Linked DNA regions of Mus musculus: region 2 is linked to region 1. The links are chromatin contacts, found by Hi-C or POLR2A ChIA-PET in ENCODE. All regions are on one chromosome and are shown on one strand. The core of a region is the stretch at or near the end of the contact, and the rest is flanking DNA. Distances in the headings are between cores, read along the strand shown. Region 1 holds the start of Sipa1l2 (signal-induced proliferation-associated 1 like 2). Region 2 overlaps Disc1 (disrupted in schizophrenia 1).

What was found. A loop is a pair of places that touch in the nucleus more often than their neighbours do. ChIA-PET counts read pairs that join two places held with the same protein, here RNA polymerase II (POLR2A).
Region 2: a map of left cerebral cortex shows a loop between it and region 1 (4-fold over the local background). The contact joins the enhancer-like site here to the promoter of Sipa1l2 in region 1. A Hi-C loop is called at or near these places in 2 of 37 maps with a recorded cell type or tissue (Patski and left cerebral cortex). POLR2A ChIA-PET finds 5 or more read pairs at or near these places in 2 of 5 experiments (Patski and embryonic stem cell).

The regions. Positions count from the first base shown.
Region 1 is chr8:125,567,954-125,571,606 of GRCm38, reverse strand. It overlaps Sipa1l2 (signal-induced proliferation-associated 1 like 2), which reads left to right and starts at 1,744. Exons shown (of 22, transcript NM_001357372.1): 1 at 1,744-1,952.
Region 2 is chr8:125,252,444-125,256,137 of GRCm38, reverse strand. All of the region lies in intron 12 of Disc1 (disrupted in schizophrenia 1), which reads right to left. Among named protein-coding and RNA genes, the nearest start is that of Gm30713, 130 kb to the left of the region's middle. Within about 2 kb of position 1,882, at least 1 of the 3 ENCODE cell types and tissues checked has a DNase peak (open chromatin) inside an H3K27ac peak, as active enhancers do.

The DNA of each region.
Region 1 (3,653 bases), core at 495-2,994:
TCTTTTGGTGTGTCTGAAGATAGCTACAGTGTACTTACATATAATAATAAATAAATCTTTAAAAAAAGACTGATGTAGGAATTACTTCATCAGAAGTTAAAAAAAAAAGTTTAGAATTGGAGAGCGAGAGTTCCTAGATTCTGTTTTCTTAAGAATTCCCAGGGTAATGAGGCCTTTGAAGGGCAGAGAGGGAGGCTCGCAGGACAGTAACAGGAGATGACGAACCTATGGTAGCTCACTCTAGCTTTCATTTGCTTGAGAGATTGCTTGAAGTCATGTATGTCCACAGCATGGCTGCAATGACCAGAGAAGCCAGAAGAGGGCCTCTGATCCTCTGAACCTGGAGTTACAGATGGTTGTAAGTTGCCACTGAGAGCCTGGTACAGAAGCCAGGTCCTTGGCAAAAGCAGAGAACGCCCTTAACTTCTGAGGAATCTGACTCACGCTGGCTTTTAGACAAGCTCCGTTGAATGCCTCATGGCTGGTATTTTTCTTGGAAACCCCAGCAATCTCCGTACCTTCGCCAAAAGAGGCATTTTATATTTGTTTCTGTAAGATACCTGAGCCCGCAGCCACGCCCTGCCTTCCTCTCTGGCGCTGTATTCCACAGTCTCTGCCCCGGTTTAATCTGCCCCCTCCCCCACCTCACCCCCAAGCACAGAGCAGGGTCTGGTAAAAAGTTTCCCAGAAAGCACTGCAGCACAGGACTTTTCTCAGACTTCATGTTTGTGGAATGCATACACAACTTCTGCAAACGGTAGGTATAGGGAGACCATCCAGAAAGACCTCAAAACCTGGAAATCTCAGGAGCATAATGTCATATACAGGTTGCTGGCATGTTTTACAAGGCCCATTCCTACGCATTACACCTGTATTTAAAATGATATATAAGAGATTGGACAATGTGCACGCAGAGAAATGCAGCTTGGGTGGGGACCCACTGTTTAAACTTCACCAGGATGTGTGCTCGTAGTAGGAAGCACTGCGACAGGGAAGGAGAGATAACATTATTAACATTATCTCTTCCAGGGAGGAGTTCAAAGTCCCAAACAAACCATTTCAGGACTCTGGGGACGTAAGGTGGAGCCAGCTCTGCCACCTGCTCCGGCCTTATTTACTCCTCCTGCCCGTGCATCTCAAAATAGAGCCCAACGCCGCTCTTCTGCAGCCGGCCGCAGGTGAGGCTCCCGGCGGTTGGGGGTAAAGGGGGTAGACAGGGCCGGAACACCGAGAGCAGGCGTGGGCCCGCTCGTGCATCGCTCCTGGCTCAGGTTCCCCGGCCCGCGCGACTACAGCTTGCACTTTTGCGTCAAGTCCGTCCCTCGGGCTTCGCCAGGCCGTGGTGACTCTCAAGGGTCCGGACATGGTGCGAGCATGTACGAATGAGAGTCCACACCCGGAGAGCACCGGTCGTTCCGAGGGCACCCGGGCTCGCGAGCACTCCGAAGCCGGCCGCCTGTCCCCGTAAGCCGAGGCCTCGCGCTCGCCGCGACCTGGAGAATCGCTCTCCGAGGACGCTCGCGCTCGCGCGCGCCCGACCGCGAGGGGCGAGTCTGGCCAGGAGGCGCGCCAATGGGCGTGGGCGGAGCGCTCGGGGCGGGGCCTGTCCGGTTGGCCAATGGGCGTGGGCGGAGCTTTAGGGGCGGGGACCGTCCGGCCACCGGCCAATGAGAGGGGGCGGCGCGCTCGGGGTGGGGTCTTTCGGGGCACCGGCCAATAGGCGGGGGCGGAGCGCGTGGGGGCGGTGCCGGGGCGGGCGGCGGCGGCGGGAGCCGGCTGCAGACGGAGCCGGGCGGCCGAGGACGCAGCGCGGCGCCTGGCGACAGCTCGAGCCGCGGGCGCAACGGCCGCGCGGGGAGCGCGCCCATGGGTAGCGCGGGACGGCGGCGGGCGGCGAGGCCCTGGCTTCTGCGCGCCGGCCCTGGCGGGGTCCAGAGGACCGCGGCTCCGAGGTGCGTGCCGGGGGGTGCGGGGTGCAGGGCGCAGGGACCGGACCTGCCCGGCTGCGCGCAACTTGCGGGCCGCTCCCCCGGGACTCCCGCTCCTTTGTACGCGCGGGCTCGCGTCTCCGCGGGTGAGGACCGCGGTCGGGAAGCGACCGGCAGCGCCGGCACATTCATTTGAGCCTGGTCGCAGAATCCCGAGAATCAATTTCGGCTCGTCTCCCGGAGAGCGAAAGCCGAGGACAACTTGGCGTCACCCCTTGGGGAGACGTTTGTCGTCATTAACCATCTTCGGCTACATTAATTCAGTCCGGGCCAACGTCAGCACGGGCGAACGGACAGCAAGTGCGTCCTCACGAATTGGGGCTGGGCGATACCTGATTTTGGTCAAAACAGGTCTTAGGCGCTTCGGGTTCTGCTTGGAGTTGCCTCGGTCTGCGCAAGGATGGCTTTGAGAAAGAAGGCCAAACAGCGAGGGGGAAAGGCAGAATGCAGAACACCCCAAAACCCAAGTCATCCGCAGAAAACGGGGCGTCTTGGTTATTCTCATTGGTTTTCCCCAGTAACTTCAAAATAGTCCCAGAAATGTTCCTTTTGTCTGCGGTTTCACTTCTAAACTTTAACACTAGATGGCTTTCTTATGACAGGCATTTTAGTCCGCTGCCCGCTTGAGTTTCCTGCGTCTGCAGTCTAGGCTGGGATTTATTTATTTATTTAACGTCTTACAAATTGGAATGAAAGGAAGAAACTATCCCAAACTGCTGCTTTATTTGAAACATAGTACTCCCCTGTAAGGCTTAAACTGGTTATTATATTTCTTTTTTCAAATATGGAAAGTGGGCTTTGATCTCTAGCGACCAGAGGTGACTACGAATGAGCGAGCTGCTTGTTACTGGGCTCTGCATCGCGGAGGTCTTGATGTCTTTGGAGAATGTGGAGTTCTTGGGTGGGTTTGGTGATAAGAGCTGCATAGATTTCGACATGCTGTTTATGGCTAGCTGGAGCGGTTTCCGGAACAGGCAGCAATGGGATCTATTGCAGGGGGTGGAGGGTGGTTGGGAGGGGGGAAGAATAGTCTATCTTCAGTTTTGGGCGCGTGTGAGGCTGTTCATGCCTAAGGGTTGACCGGCAGCATTTGAGGAAGATCTGTAGCTGAGTGCGTCTGCCTGAGTCATACTGAGGGTTGTGTCACGGACCTCTGCGTTTCCTTCTCCCCTGGTGAGATCTGGCTTGTCTCTTCCCAGCACGGCTTTTTAATGACTAGTACAGTCTAGTCATTAAACTAGTGCCTCTAGTTAACCGATCAGTGGCCACAGCAGATTCTTACATTCTGGGTTAAGTACTTTTTTTTTTCAGGGGGTCGGATTTGGGAATTAAACCTATAGGCTTGGGTATGATAGACAAGCACCCTACCACAAAGCTACATTCCCAGCCTCATTTATTGTTATTTCAAAACAGTGAGCCATTTACTATTATTTTGAAAGAGGCTCACTAAGCTGCCTAGGCTGACCTCACGCTATAGCTCAAACAGACTTTGAACTTGTGGTCCCCTGCCTCATGATTGGCTTGGATGACAGGTGTGCTCTGCTCCACCCCAATTCATTTTCCTTACTTTTGTTCTACAAGTAAAACATCACAGGTAGCCCAAGTCTTGCCCTGGTGGTAGGCAGGCTTATTAGCTGAAGAAATTGAAATTTGGCTTTATAGTTA
Region 2 (3,694 bases), core at 633-3,132, 320 kb after region 1:
GGCACCACCCTCTCTGAACAATGAAATCAGTTTCTCATCTCCTTAACAACTATCCCAGTAGGAGGGGCTAGACTGGTTTTAGATGCATGTACAATAAAGCAAACTGTGTCCTCCAAGTGCACCTTCGGGGAGAATCCCCTATTTTCCATTGTAGGCCTATATGTAACCTGGCATATGTTTGACATCAGATGTGTTATGAGAAGAGACGAGAGAGAAGAATATACAACTTAAACTATGTAGTTAAAATAGAGAACCACACAAAGGACATCCTTAGAAACTGAATTCCCACTCTCTATCTCCATGAAAGGAACCCTCAGGGCCTTTGAGTACTGACATTCATGATGTCCACTCTCATTCTTGAACACACATTTTCTGGCCTTTTGGTGAAAAAAAAAAAGCACTCTTGCTACTTGTGCAAACCTGTATCTACTAATTTCGATGCTTTGAGTAAGACACCAAGGACCTACAGACACCTGACCCAGCCCCTTTCCACTGGTGGCAAAGGGACCTGCTACGTGCACAGAGAGACCGTGTCACCAGCCTCATGCTAAGTTCACACTGTGTCCCATGGGCAGCAGAGTCATCTTGCTCTGCACACATTGTCTGCTCCAACTTTTTGTACCCAGACCTTGGCAGAAAGGAGAAGGAAGCACAAGGCTGCCACCCTCGATCAGCTGAGCACAGTGGTGCCTCGGAGAGCAGCCTGCCCAGATCTGCACTCCCCCACTATAAATTACTGAAGGTCTCCACAGATGTCCGTCCTTCCTGCTCTTTGGTTTTAGAAGCAAAAGATCATTTCCAAGGAGACAGGGCAATCGCCCCTCAGCTCTGTTACCTTGGCCTCTTCGGGCTACACACTGGAAAGTGGAACCAGACAGGAGCCCTTTGGGGCTGTGGAGTTTATTCATGAGCCTGGATACATTTAGTCTCTGCATGCCATCAAGACTAGCAAGACGAATCAACTGGGCACCGTGCATTCCCAATGAGCAGAGAGAATAGGCTCCCAAGAGGCTTCTGGACAGGGATGCAAATACCACGTAAATAGAATCAGCCTGGTCCTTGCTCATCCATGACTCAGCAGAGGCTGGCAGAGCTGCCCGGGGCTTTGAGAGATGCCAGGATATGATCCTTTCCTCCTATAGTGAGCTATGGAAGTCAGAGGAAAAAAAAAAAGGAGGGGAAAAACAAGTCCTGCTTAACAATTCACCAAAGCCTAAAAGCTTTCCAATGGAGGCATTCCGGACGTGGAGGAACGGTTACACAGACTCAAGGGGGATTTTGGAATGGAGCTGCTAATTAGAATCCAGAACCTGTGAAATCATCCCTCAGGTTCAGACCACTGCTAATGGATCCCCAGCATGCCTAGAGTGAAGTCACAGCCCCGTCCTCTCCCCAGAGGCACCACGCTCCCCTCCCCACCGCCTGCTCTCCCAGTTAACCGAGCAAGCGGTCACCTCTGGCTGATGGTTTGAGTTGTTCACAATGCCTGTAACTCAGGAAGCCTGCCAGGAGGACAAAGAGGCAGCCTGTTTTCCTCCATCCCCAGATCTGCCAGCCCAGCCTTCCTCTACCACCCAGCAGGCTGCTGTGGCTCTGACACCGACAGACTGTGCAAGAACTCTTCAGAAGGTTTAGAAGCCCCCGCAGTATTGTCCCCAGCCCGCCCCTCTGTGTATGGCTCGCTGGTACACCACCTGCTTTGCTCCTGCAGGCGTGTGGCTTACGATAAGGGGGCTCTAACCCCAGGAAGAATGGGCAGCCACAGCATCCGGGACTCAAGTCCTCCAGAAAGGTGTCCCCCGTGGGTTTACGTCAGCACATTCCAGTGTGGACTTGGATTAAACAGCAATCGTCTGCTACGCATGCGCAGTGGGTCCTGGCAGCCGGCTTAACAGAATCAAGAGAGATGCCACCCTCACTGCGGCTGCTCTTCTATGCTATTAGTTGCGAGCTTTTTCTTTCAGCAGCGCTCAGCATTGTGCCTTTGATCACAAACGAAAACACACACCAGCCAGAGCTTGGCTGGGGGATTCCTGCAGCCTCTTTGGACGCCTTGATAAATTCTAATTTGAAACAACAGCTTTTATTTGTTGTGGAACCCCACGGAGCATTGTGAACACGGCTTCCTGTCTTGGGCCCATTGTAATACGGGAATCCAAGTGCTACTTCAGATTAAAGACACACTCTATGTATTATTCTCGTTCAGTGACACAGAACATGGGCTGGATTTCAGAGGAAAGCTGGGATAAATGTGTGTTTGTGGTGTAGATGTTATCTAAGGAGGGGCTGACTCAGTACCCAACCCAGCACTTTTCTACTCTTAGTGGCATGGTATGGAATGTCCTGGACAGGGTCAAATGCTTGAACAGTTGTTCGCAGTGGTAGTGCTGTTTGGCAGAATTGTGAAACCTTTAAGAGGCAGCTCCTGATTGGTGTAAGCGGGTCATCAAAGATGGGCCCTGTGATGGTTTGTATTTGCTTGGCCCAGGGAGTGGCACTTCTAGGAGGTGTGGCCTTGGAGTGGGTGTGGCACTGTGGGTGTGGCTTTAAGGCCCACTTCCTAGCTGCCTAGAAGTCAGTCAGTCTTCTCTTAAGAGGCCAGCGGATGAAGATGTAGAACTCTCAGCTCCTCCTGTACCATGCCTGCCTGGATGTTGCCATGTTCCTTCCTTGACGATACTGGACTGAACCTCTGAACCTATAAGCCAGCCCCAATTAAATGTTCTTGTAAACATTGCCTTGGCCATGGTATCTGTTCACAGCAGTAAAATCCTAACAAAGACAGGCCCCAAGGGTCCTAATCCTGGTCTAACACCCCCTACCTTTGGCCTGAGATCTCTACTTCTTGAGCCACTAAAGATGCTAGAAGCCACACCACAAATTCTCATCTCCCTGGGTCGCATCATCAGGTGTCATGCCCTCTCACCATGATCTGGATCATGAGCCACACCCCACTCAGCTGTCCCAAAACCTCCCCACCCCAGCAGACCTGGGACAAACCCCACTGTTATGGGAAATATTTAATGAACCTGCCAACTCTCCACACTCCTGCTTCTTTCAACCTGCCAACTCTCTGACCCCGTCGGGCCACATTCCCACTCTAGTACCAGCACTGGTGGACCACAACACTATGTCCCAGCTGGGTCCCACCGCTTTGTCCCACATTCCAATAACCATCCTCAAAATTTGATAACACGATACCCAGTAACCGGTAAAATCAAGACTCTTAAGCTTCTAGTTAACCAATTAGATTTATGTATCAATATTGCACAATTTACAAGATGGCAATAAATAATTTCAGAACTAATTGATAATGATAAAGCTTTAACCCAAATATTCTAACCTTTTGATAACACCAAGTCAGCCTCCATCCTCCTCCTCTCTCCTCCTGAGACCTCTCTGTCTCTGTAACTCTTTGATCTGCCTCCCTTTTCCCTGTCCAGTCACAGGCCTCCCCTGCACTTAATGTAATTGGACAGGGAAAATCCTGTGACAACCCTCCCCACCACAGTGTTTGGCTCTGTGTCATTACCTGGCAATAATCACTGTCCTATTTCATAGACGCCTGTCCCTTAGAAAGTTCAAGTCTGTGTGATCTACTAACACACTACCTCCTTCTCCTGCTTCCTGGACCAATTGCAGATTGCATTCTGCACTTGGAAGAGGCAGGGCACTGTGCAGAACAGGATTTAAA